Linked DNA regions of Homo sapiens: region 1 is linked to region 2. A link is an interaction called in ENCODE POLR2A ChIA-PET data of the cell type or tissue named here. Cell type or tissue: CD4-positive, alpha-beta T cell. All regions are shown on one strand.

Region 1 (5,000 bases), 330 kb before region 2:
TTTTAGTAGAGACGGGGTTTCACCATGTTACCAGGATGGTCTCGATCTCCTGACCTTGTGATCCACCCGCCTCGGCCTCCCAAAGTGCTGGGATTACAGGTGTGAGCCACTATGCCTGGCCCGAATCTGCATTTTTAACAAGATCTCCAGGTGATTCTTGAGCATATTAAAGCTTGAGAAGCACTGCCTTCAGCCAATATCAAAAGGTTTGCATACCCTGAGCAAGGGGCCATTAGAAGCCAGGTTTGGGGGTTCAGGGAGAGGGGAGTAGGAAGCAGGAACAAACCTCGGATGAAATGCTGGCCTCTGGTGATCTGCAGAGCACATAGCAGTCTGTTCATGAGCTGCGAGGTAGGGATGCCTCTCTTCTCTGCCCCACACGCTTCTGAAGCCCTTCCTTACCAGGCAAGGTTTCTCTAACCCCGCATGCAGCTTCACATCTCTGTCTTTGCCTTCGCCGTTTTCCCTGTAGGAATGCCCTTTGTCTCTTGCCTGCTCATCAAGCTCATGGTCTTTCTTCAAAAATGTGCTCCAAAGTCACCTACTTCTGCTCTAAATACCTCTTCTCTCTGCTCCTGTGACCCTGGGTACATTCACTCATTTATCAATCAGATCTCTCATAGAACAAACTCAAATATCTATGGAACAGCCCCTATGTGCTAGACAGTCAGCTAGGAGCTAGAGACCAAGAAATGAATGAGATACAGCTCACCCTTGGAGAGCTCACATTCTAGAGAGGGAGATAAATGCATACACTCACAATACAGCACGGTGAGTGCAGTCCCATCTACTGGAGACATAGGAACCCAGGGACACCTTATATTGAACTAACAGGAGTCAACGAGTATTTTTATTGGTTACTTACCCATCTGACCTCCCCAGCTAGACTGTAGTTCTTTAAGTACTGAGATTGCGTCTTATTCTTCTGAGCATGCACTGGGCCTCTACTGGTCCTTGAGCAGATGAAAATGAGTGAATATCTACTTTGCATCTGGAGAAGGGGCAGAAATTCCATCAGCCTGACTTCCCCAGTCAAGATGTGGTAGAATTGGGAATGGGAGCCAGGTCCAGCCGCAATCTGTGCATGCTGTTCCCCTCCACTCCCTAGGAATTTTACTCGACAAGGGATTGTCCCCCTTGGGGTCAAATGCTACAAGGGTCACAGAAAAGACCTAAAGCAGATTTTTTTTTTGTCCTCAAACTTCGCCCAGGCTGGGGTGCAGTGGCAAGATCAGGGTTCACTGCAACCTTCACCTCCCAGGCTCAAGCGATTCTTGTGCCTCAGCCTCCAGGGTAGCTGAGACTATAGCTCTGTGCCACCACACCTGGCTAATTTTTGTATTTTTAGTGGAGACAGGGTTTCACCATGTTGGCCAGGCTGTTCTCAATCTCCTGACCTCAAGTGATCCACCCGCCTCGGCCTCCCAAAGTGTTGGGATTACAGGCATGTGCCACCGTGCCTGGCCTAAAGCAGAATTTCTAAGAGTTTGAGATCTCTAAGAGAAAATAAAGTATCACACCCATGAAACAATTAGAAGACAAGGAAAGACAAAAGTAGATCAAGTGCAGAGACATCTAGGAAGAGGTGAGAAGCAGGAGATCACCCAGGCGGGTGATCTAAAGCAGGGCATTGAAGGAATGTTGATGTGGGGAGGCAAGAAGGAAAGGAAAGTGTCATCCCAGGCAAGAGTACACCAATAGCAGGAAAGACAACAATGCATGGAGCAGAGGGTTCCTGTTGTGAAAAAAAAATGAGGCATGCAACATCACTAATCACCAGGGAAATGCAAATTAAAACCACAATGAGATACCATCTTACTCCCGCAAGAATGGCCATAATTAAATACTTAAAAAACAGTAGATATTGGTGTGGATGCAGTGAAAAGGGAACACTTTTACACTGCTGATGGGAATGTAAATTAGTACAACCACTATAGAAAACAGTGTGGAGATTCCTTAAAGAACTAAAAGTAGGCCGGGTGTGGTGGCTCACACCTGTAATCCCAGCATTTTGGGAGGCCGAGGCATGCGGATCACCTGGGGTCAAGAGTTCAAGACCAGCCTGCCCAACATGGCAAAATCCCGTTTCTACTAAAAATACAAAAAATTAGCCGAGCGTGGTGGCAGGCACCTGTAATCCCAGCTACTCAGGAGGGTGAGGCAGGAGAATTGCTTGAACCTGGGAGGCAGAGGTTACAGTGAGTCAAGATCACGCCGCTGCACTTCAGTCTGGGTGACAAGAGTGAAACTCCATCTCAAAAAAAAAAGAGAACTAAAAGTAGAACTACCATTCAATCCAGCAATCCCACTACTGGGTATCTACCCAAAGGAAAGGAAGTCATTATATGGAAAAGACACATGCACGTGCATGTTTATAGTAGCACAATTCACAACTGCAAAGATATGGAACCAACAGAAGTGCCCATCCACCAATGAGTGGATAAAGAAAATGTGGTGTATATACACACCATGGAATACTACTTGGCCATAGAAAGGGATGAAGTAATGTCTTTTGCAGCAACTTGGATGGAGCTGGAGGCCGTTATTCTAAGTGAAGTAACTCAGGAATGGAAAACCAAATATGGTATGCTCTCACTTATAAGTGTGAGCTAAGCTATGAGAACTCAAAGGTGTAAGAGTGATGTAATGGACTTTGGGCACTCTGGAGGGAGGCTGTGAGGAGGCTGAGGATAAAAGACTACATATTGAGTACAGTGTACACTGCTCAGGTGATGGGTGCCCTAAAATCTCAGAAATCACCACTAAAGAACTTATCCATGTAACCAAAAACCACCGGTTCTACAAAAACTATTGAAATAAAAAAAAAACATTAAAACTTTTTTTTTTTTTTGAGATGGAGTTTCGCTCTTGTTGCCCAGGCTGGAGTGCAATGGCATGACCTTGGCTCACTGCAACCTCTGCCTCCCAGGTTCAAGCAACTCTCCTGCCTCAGCCTCCCGAGTAGCTGGGATTACAGAGGCTCACCACCATGCCCGGCTAATTTGTTGTATTTTTAGTAGAGATGGGGGGGTTTCTCCATGTTGGCCAGGCTGGTCTCGAACTCCTGACCTCAGGTGATCCACCAGCCTGGACTTCCCAAAGTGCTGGGATTACAGGCATGAGCCACCGCACCTGGCCTAAAACTATTTTTTTTTAATGAAGTATAGATGGGCAGACAAGATGGCACCAGCACACAGAAGGCCATGAACATACAAGACAGAGTTCACACAGCTTTGAAAGATCTCAGACAGGTAAATCACTATGGCTTGCACCATCTACGAAATGAGAAAGTTCTCAGCTTTCTGAGAAAACTTTAAGTTCCCTTATTTTTTGAAGAAGAGATGTTCTGGTAGTTGGGTTTTACAGAAGTGGTCACGGATTGCCTGACCTCCCTAGACCACATCTGCAAACTAGCTGGCCAGGACAGAAGGTCAGTGGTCCTGGGAAACTTTGTTTATGCTGAATTAAGAGGATAACTGCAACCTAGGGCTCTGCAGCTCTAAATAACTGAGCTAACTCAGTGGCTCCCTCCAACCACACACAAACAGAGCTAGTGTTTTATGAAGGAAAATGGCCAATTACCAACAGACAGGTGAGCATACCGACTAGTCAAAAGGGAGAAAAGGACACTGGTTGGGGGCAACCAGGAAGAGACAACTAAAGGGCTGGTAGAAGGCTGCAGCCTTTTGTGTGTGTGTGTGTGTGTGACTGAGTTTCGCTCTTGTTGCCCAGACTGGAGTGCAATGGCGCAATCTCGGCTCACCGCAACCTCCACCTTCCGAGTTAAAGCAATTCTTCTGCCTCAGCCTCCTGAGTAGCTGGGATTACAGGCATGCGCCACCACACCCAGCTAATTTTGTATTTTTAGTAGAGACAGGGTTTCTCCATGTTGGTCAGGCTGGTCTCAAACTCCCAACCTCAGGTGATCCGCCCAACTTGGCCTCCCAAAATGCTGGGATTACAGGCGTGAGCCACCACGCCTGGCCGACAAAAGGCTGCAGCCTTTTGAAGGAGACTCAGCTCATCTTCTACCGATCCCCAGTGGACAAGCAGAACTGTTTTCAGTTGCGATAGCCAAATTCTGAAGCTGCTAGGTTCTCCATTATTCATGAGTAGCTCCGCTCCCTCCAGCCTTGGGGCTGCTTTCTGTTGGCAAAGGCCTGTGTACTTCTGCAAACCTTAAAATATGAGAGCATCTGATGTTCCAGGGATCTAAAATACTGCAAATTCAGGTAACAAAACTGCTTTCCAAAGGCTCTACTACAGGGATCTTCAGTAGCTTTCCAGTCCTTCAAAATCTGTCTCCTCAGAGCTATACAAAGCCTTGGCCTAAGCTCAGCTTCCTAACTCAGTCTTTCTTCGGATAGGAAGAGGGATTTACGGATTTTGGTAAAGCGCTTTTTGTCCGTAGAAATCAAAATTAAGAGATGGGGACTGAATCACCAGAAGATATTGTCCATCCCTATTGTTAATTGTGTTATTAAGATTGAATAGCAAAGATTGACTAGCATTAAATAGAAGATAAAATAACCTATTTCTGAGTGGGTTCTTCATTTCTGAGTGACGTTAAGAAGATACATCTACCTGGAAAAACACATTTGAAGGAAAGGGAGGGCTCAGGCCAGGCACTATCCCCTATACTACCTCATTCAGTCCTTGCAAAACAAACAAACTAACAAACTTCTGTGAGTCTCCATTTTACATATAAGGAAAACAGCCTCAAAGGATTTAAACACACTTTGCAATATTGAAGAGGAAGAGGCAGCCAGGATTTGAACCAGGACTATTTGATCTTGAAGCCCATTCCCTACACAATTTCCCTTCATGTTCCTGGGTGTAATGGACAAACCACCTCTAGCAGAAGGGCTGAGAGAGAAGCCGGTCTCTTTCCCAGTCCCCTGTAGGGCTGCTTCGGCTTTAGGCGAAATTCGTGTTTGACAACTGTGGACTTCCACCCTCAACCTTGGCTCCATGCCTGTGGATAAGAAGGTTTGTAGGGA
Region 2 (5,000 bases):
ATGGGCAGTTTGTCTCTTGAATAGAACCACATCTAATCACTTTTTGCTCTGATTTCAAACAGTGTTGCTGTTTGTTCCTGTTTCTTTTTTACTGAGGCTTATACTAGAATGATTATTCTTATCTTGAGGGCAAAGCTCCCTCTTGTAGATCCACAGAGTCCTTTTTTTAAAACTTTATCATTGAAAGCCAAGCACAGTGGCTCATGTCTGTAATCCCAGCACTTTGGAAGGCTGAGGCAGAAGGATTGCTGGAGCTCAGGAGTTCAAGATCAGTCTGTGCAACATAGTAAGACCCTGTCTCTACAAAAAATTTTTTAAAACAGCTGGGTGTGGTGTTGCACACCTGTAGCCCCAGCTATTCAGGAGGCTGAGGTGGGAGGATTGCTTGAGCCCAAGAGTTAGAGGCTAAATGATCCATGGTCATGTCACTGCACTCCAGCCTAGGTGGAGTGCACCTATGTAGCCACCACTCGGATCAAGATACAGAACATTTCTAGCAACCCACAAGGGTGTCTTCTCTTATAAGGTCAGTGCCCCCTCAAAGTAACCATTATTCTAACCTTTATGACCTTAGGTCAGTTTTGCTGGCTTATAGACTTTATCAGATCCTGATAGAGCCATTTCTTTCGACTCACCTCCACATTCAGTACATATTTACTGGTGGTTTGTCTTGAAAAGATACAAATGCCTGTGTTCCAGGACTCCAGGAGCAGAGGCTGAGCAGCAGGATACAGCTAGCGTGGAGCAGTCCTCCCAGAAGGAGTGTGGGCAACCTGCAGGGTAAGCTGAAGAATTCGTCTTTTAAGACTAAGCTCTCAGTTTTGTCCACCTCATTTAAAAAATAGTTCTTCCAGGCCGGGCGCAGTGGCTCACGCCTGTAATCCTAGTAGTCTGGGAGGCCGAGGCAGGTGGATCACGAGGTTAGATCGAGACCATCCTGGCTAACATGGTGAAACCCCGTCTCTACTAAAAATACAAAAAGAATTAGCCGGGCGTGATGGCGGGCGCCTGTAGTCCCAGCCACTCAGGAGGCTGAGGCAGGAGAAGGGCGTGAACCCAGGAGGCGGAGCTTGCAGTGAGCTGAGATCGCGCCACTGCACTCCAGCCTGGGCGATAGAGCAAGACTCCGTTTCCAAAAAAAAGGTAAAAAATAGTTCTTCCTGATTCACATTGATTTTTGTTTTCTTGCCAAAGTTTTTTAAATGAGAATAGTACAGGCTTGTAAACAAGTAAACAAAAAATATAACAAGAATTATTTAAATAATGGATAATAGTTTCCTATTTGTCCCCCTCACCCCCGCCCAATCTACTCCCTAGAGGTGGTCATTGCTAATAATTTGTTTTTATCTATGCAGACATCTCTCTGCATATAAAGATATAACGTGGTATATATATGAATATGTATACACTTTTTTACATAAAAGGAATAATACTGTACATACTGTTCTGTATTTGGTTTTTCACTTATGTACATCTTTCTGTGCCAATATATGTAGGTGTGCTTCACTTTTTAAATCGCTGCCGCCAATTCTATTGTGTGGATCTACAATATTTTAATGAGTCCTCTATTGATATACATTTGGATTGTTTCCAGAATTTATTTAGTTTAAAAAAGTGAAAACTGGGGCTGGACACAGTGGCTCATGCCTGTAATCCCAACACTTTGGGAGGCTGAGGCAGGAGGATTGCTTGAGCCCAGGAGTTTGAAACCAACCTTGGCAACATAGGGAGACCCTCTCTCTACAAAAATTAAAAGTTAACCAGGCATGGTGGTGCACATCCACAGTCCAAGCTAAGGCGGGAGGATTGCTTGAGCCTGGGAGTTGGAGGATGCAGCAAGCCGTGATTGCCACTGCACTCCAGCCTGGACAGCAAAGTGAGAACCTATCTCAAAAAAAAAAAAAAAAAGGTGAAAATTGATTGTGGTTTATAAGCTCATGCAGCTTATTTTTTAGTTTTAGTTAAGCCAGCTTACTTATTTAAGTAACTTTAGAATTGCTTCTGACAAGTGTCCTTTCATTTTTTTCTAATACTGAGTATGAGAAGAATTTCAAGGGCGCAATTTACAACTTTAAAAACAGAAACTTAATGTCAGTATTTGGTAAAGAATCTCACAAAAGAGTTTTATGTTATGTACCATACAGTGGTGTGGTGGTTGTATTCATTCAACAAGTTCTACAGAAAGCCCCCTGTGGCTCATTTTCTAGCAGTTATTTTGTATACCACAGCTGTATAGAAAATTCTGGGTTTTTTCTTTGAATTGAAGAACTAGCTGATATTATATCTTACATTTGGTTTTTATTTAGGCAAGTCGCTGTTCTTCCGGAAGTTCAGGTGACCCAAAATCCAGCAAATGAACAAGAAAGTGCAGGTATGTGGGTGGGTAAAAGGTTAGAATCAGAGAATATCAATGCTAAAAGGATTATGAGAATCACCCACTTTACCTACTTATTTTCTACATTTAAAAAAAAAAATCTAAGCTCCAAAGAAGTTAAGTGATTTGGCCCACATTGGACTGAAACTTGGCGCACCTGTCTCTCGGTGCAGTGTTCTTCCAGTACATATTGTGTGATCACCTGTCAGCTAAGGACTCAAGACCATACCCATACTCTTCTGCTGTACTGGTTTTACCAGCACTGAGGCTTAAATAGCTAGTAATAACCTGACTTCACTTTTTAGTTGTTACTAAAGAAAACTAAGAACCATTTTTATTAGATAGTCAGATTTTGGTTACAATACCAGATACATCTCCATGGCATTTTCCATCAGTTCTAATGAATTTGATTAGGAAACAAATGGTCACTTCAAGATTAGAGAGTTCTGGGTATAACTCTATTGAGGACAGTTGCTTATTGAAAAACTATCAGATCGTCATACTAGAAATTCTACCACAGAGAGCATAACTTCATGTAAAAAAAAATCTGGTTTTAGTCACCACTTTCTAGCAATGACCTAGGCAAGCTCTTTGAGTCTTGGGTTTGTTATCTATAAATGGGAATAATAAACCAACTGTGGAATGTTGTTAGGCTTAGAGATCATTTATGTAAAGTACTCTACATGTAGTCAGTGCTCAGTGAGCATTTGTTACTGCAACCACTATCTATTTTCTCCCTATTAGAACCTAAAACAGTGGAAGAAGAGGAAAGTAATTTCAGCTCCCCACTGATGCTTTGGCTTCAGCAAGAACAAAAGCGGAAGGAAAGCATTACTGAGAAAAAACCCAAGAAAGGACTTGTTTTTGAAATTTCCAGTGATGATGGCTTTCAGATCTGTGCAGAAAGTATTGAAGGTGAGTGGATTAAATCAGGTTGACCCATCAGCAGAAGCCCTGTTTCAGCTAGAGCTTCATTTTCTGAGTATTAGCACCATTTAGGTGGCTGTTTTATGCTAGATGGTAGGGGGATACCTGGAGGCATCATACATTTTCCTTGTCCTTGAGAAGTTTGTCTTATTGGAGAAATAGCCATATTTTACATGAAAAGTTAATGATACAGATTATGTTTTCAACATTGCACACACCTTAGCGGAGCCCCTGAGAACTCTGCTTCCCCCTCCAGCCTTGTTTTTTGCCATTCCCTCATGCGCCTTCTGTGCCCTTCTCTCTCCCTTGTGTGCCTTCACACGTGCTTTCTCCTCTGCCTGGAGTTCTCTCCCTGCCCTCAATCACCTGGTGAGCTCCAGCTCACCCTTCAAGATCCAGCTCAGACGGTCTTCCCTGACCTTCTGAGGTAGCTAAGCCCTCCCTCTCCCTCCTTTTGAATCTTACATGTTCTTCTCTCATAGCTTACATTTTGTTTTGTCCGTGTTTGTTTACTTTTATCACTCACTCAACAGCGAGCTCTCCATAAGGGCTGGAATTTTATTTTCTTATTCATCTTTGTATCGCAAGCATCTAAGTGTTCATCCACCTTTGAAGGACTAGTAAATGTTCTCTAGGCTGTAAGTACTAGAAGAGTTCAAAGAAGAGAAAGGTCACCATGGGTGAGTTAGGGTTATCAAAAACCCATGAAGATAAATAGAAGATTCTATTAAAGGAGAAAATGGAATTTGGGTTAGGCAAAGAAGAATGCAGGGCTCTCTAGGAAGAAGAAGGGAGGTAAGCAAAGTTAGAAAGGCAGGACTGCATTTGGTGGGTTTAGAGTAGTGTCAGGTGAGATGGCATTGAAATCCATGTGAGGTAATAGTGAAAGAGAAAATTGGGAAGGTGGATAGGGCACAGGTTTTAGAGGGCTTTCAGTGCCAAACCTTGAGGACTTTGAAAACTTGAGGGAGTGAATAGAAGCAGAATTTCAGGAAACATAATGTGATAAGCTCTCTATATGAGACAGATTGAGCATGAACTGGAGATGCTCAAAGACGAGAGTTTACTAATGAGAGTATTGCTAGAGTAGAGATGTCTGGTAATAAAGCCCACATTCGGTGGGAAAAGAAAGGAAAGGAAAGAAGAATGAGTACACTTGGTGGAATATGGAGAGGGGAGAGTCAAAGATGACCCTAAAGATTCAGGCCTGGGTGACTAAAACAAAAGATAATGCATGGAGAACAAAGGAGATAAGTAAGGAGTATGGGGGTTCCACAGAAGACATTGATGTGGAGTGATGTAAGAAATCCATGTGGAAATGCCTAGCAGACAGGAAAAGATCACAGAATCTTGGGTTAGAGCTGGAAGGAACTGTAAGGATTTTCTAGTTCTGCCTCTTAACTTTAAGGAACAGAGAGGTTATGATCTTCCCACAGTCCTGCTTAAATCATTATTACTAGTGCTGTTTTGATTAGGGGTACAGGGAACATAAAAATACCAAACATTCAGGTGTGAGACCCAGACTTCCATCAAGGGATGTGAATGCGTTGGGGATTCAGAGTTCATTTCAGAAGGTCTGACTTTCCTTAGTGCTTCTGTGTCCTCCAACAGAAAGAAGCCCTGCTGGGGAGTGTACCTTTTCGGCTCCTTTCACATGTAATGAACTGACTTAAACTCTAAGAAAAATAACAAAACACTG

What was found. ChIA-PET counts read pairs that join two places held together with the same protein. Peaks named below come from ENCODE experiments on the same cell type or tissue, not always from the same donor. Only the 100,000 strongest peaks of a DNase experiment are listed, where the experiment ranks them.
Region 1: POLR2A ChIA-PET joins it to region 2 with 5 read pairs; 3 of 35 experiments call an interaction of 5 or more read pairs at or near these places.

The regions. Positions count from the first base shown.
Region 1 is chr11:118,181,600-118,186,599 of GRCh38, forward strand. No RefSeq gene overlaps it. Among named protein-coding and RNA genes, the nearest start is that of SCN2B, 7.5 kb to the left of the region's middle. In CD4-positive, alpha-beta T cell, no CTCF peak of the experiment used is centred here; a DNase peak (open chromatin) is centred at 2,232; H3K27me3 peaks cover 295 bases.
Region 2 is chr11:118,506,830-118,511,829 of GRCh38, forward strand. KMT2A (lysine methyltransferase 2A) reads left to right here. Exons shown (of 36, transcript NM_001197104.2): 28 at 700-780; 29 at 2,307-2,371; 30 at 3,119-3,289. Among named protein-coding and RNA genes, the nearest start is that of TTC36, 18 kb to the right of the region's middle. In CD4-positive, alpha-beta T cell, no CTCF peak of the experiment used is centred here; no DNase peak of the experiment used is centred here.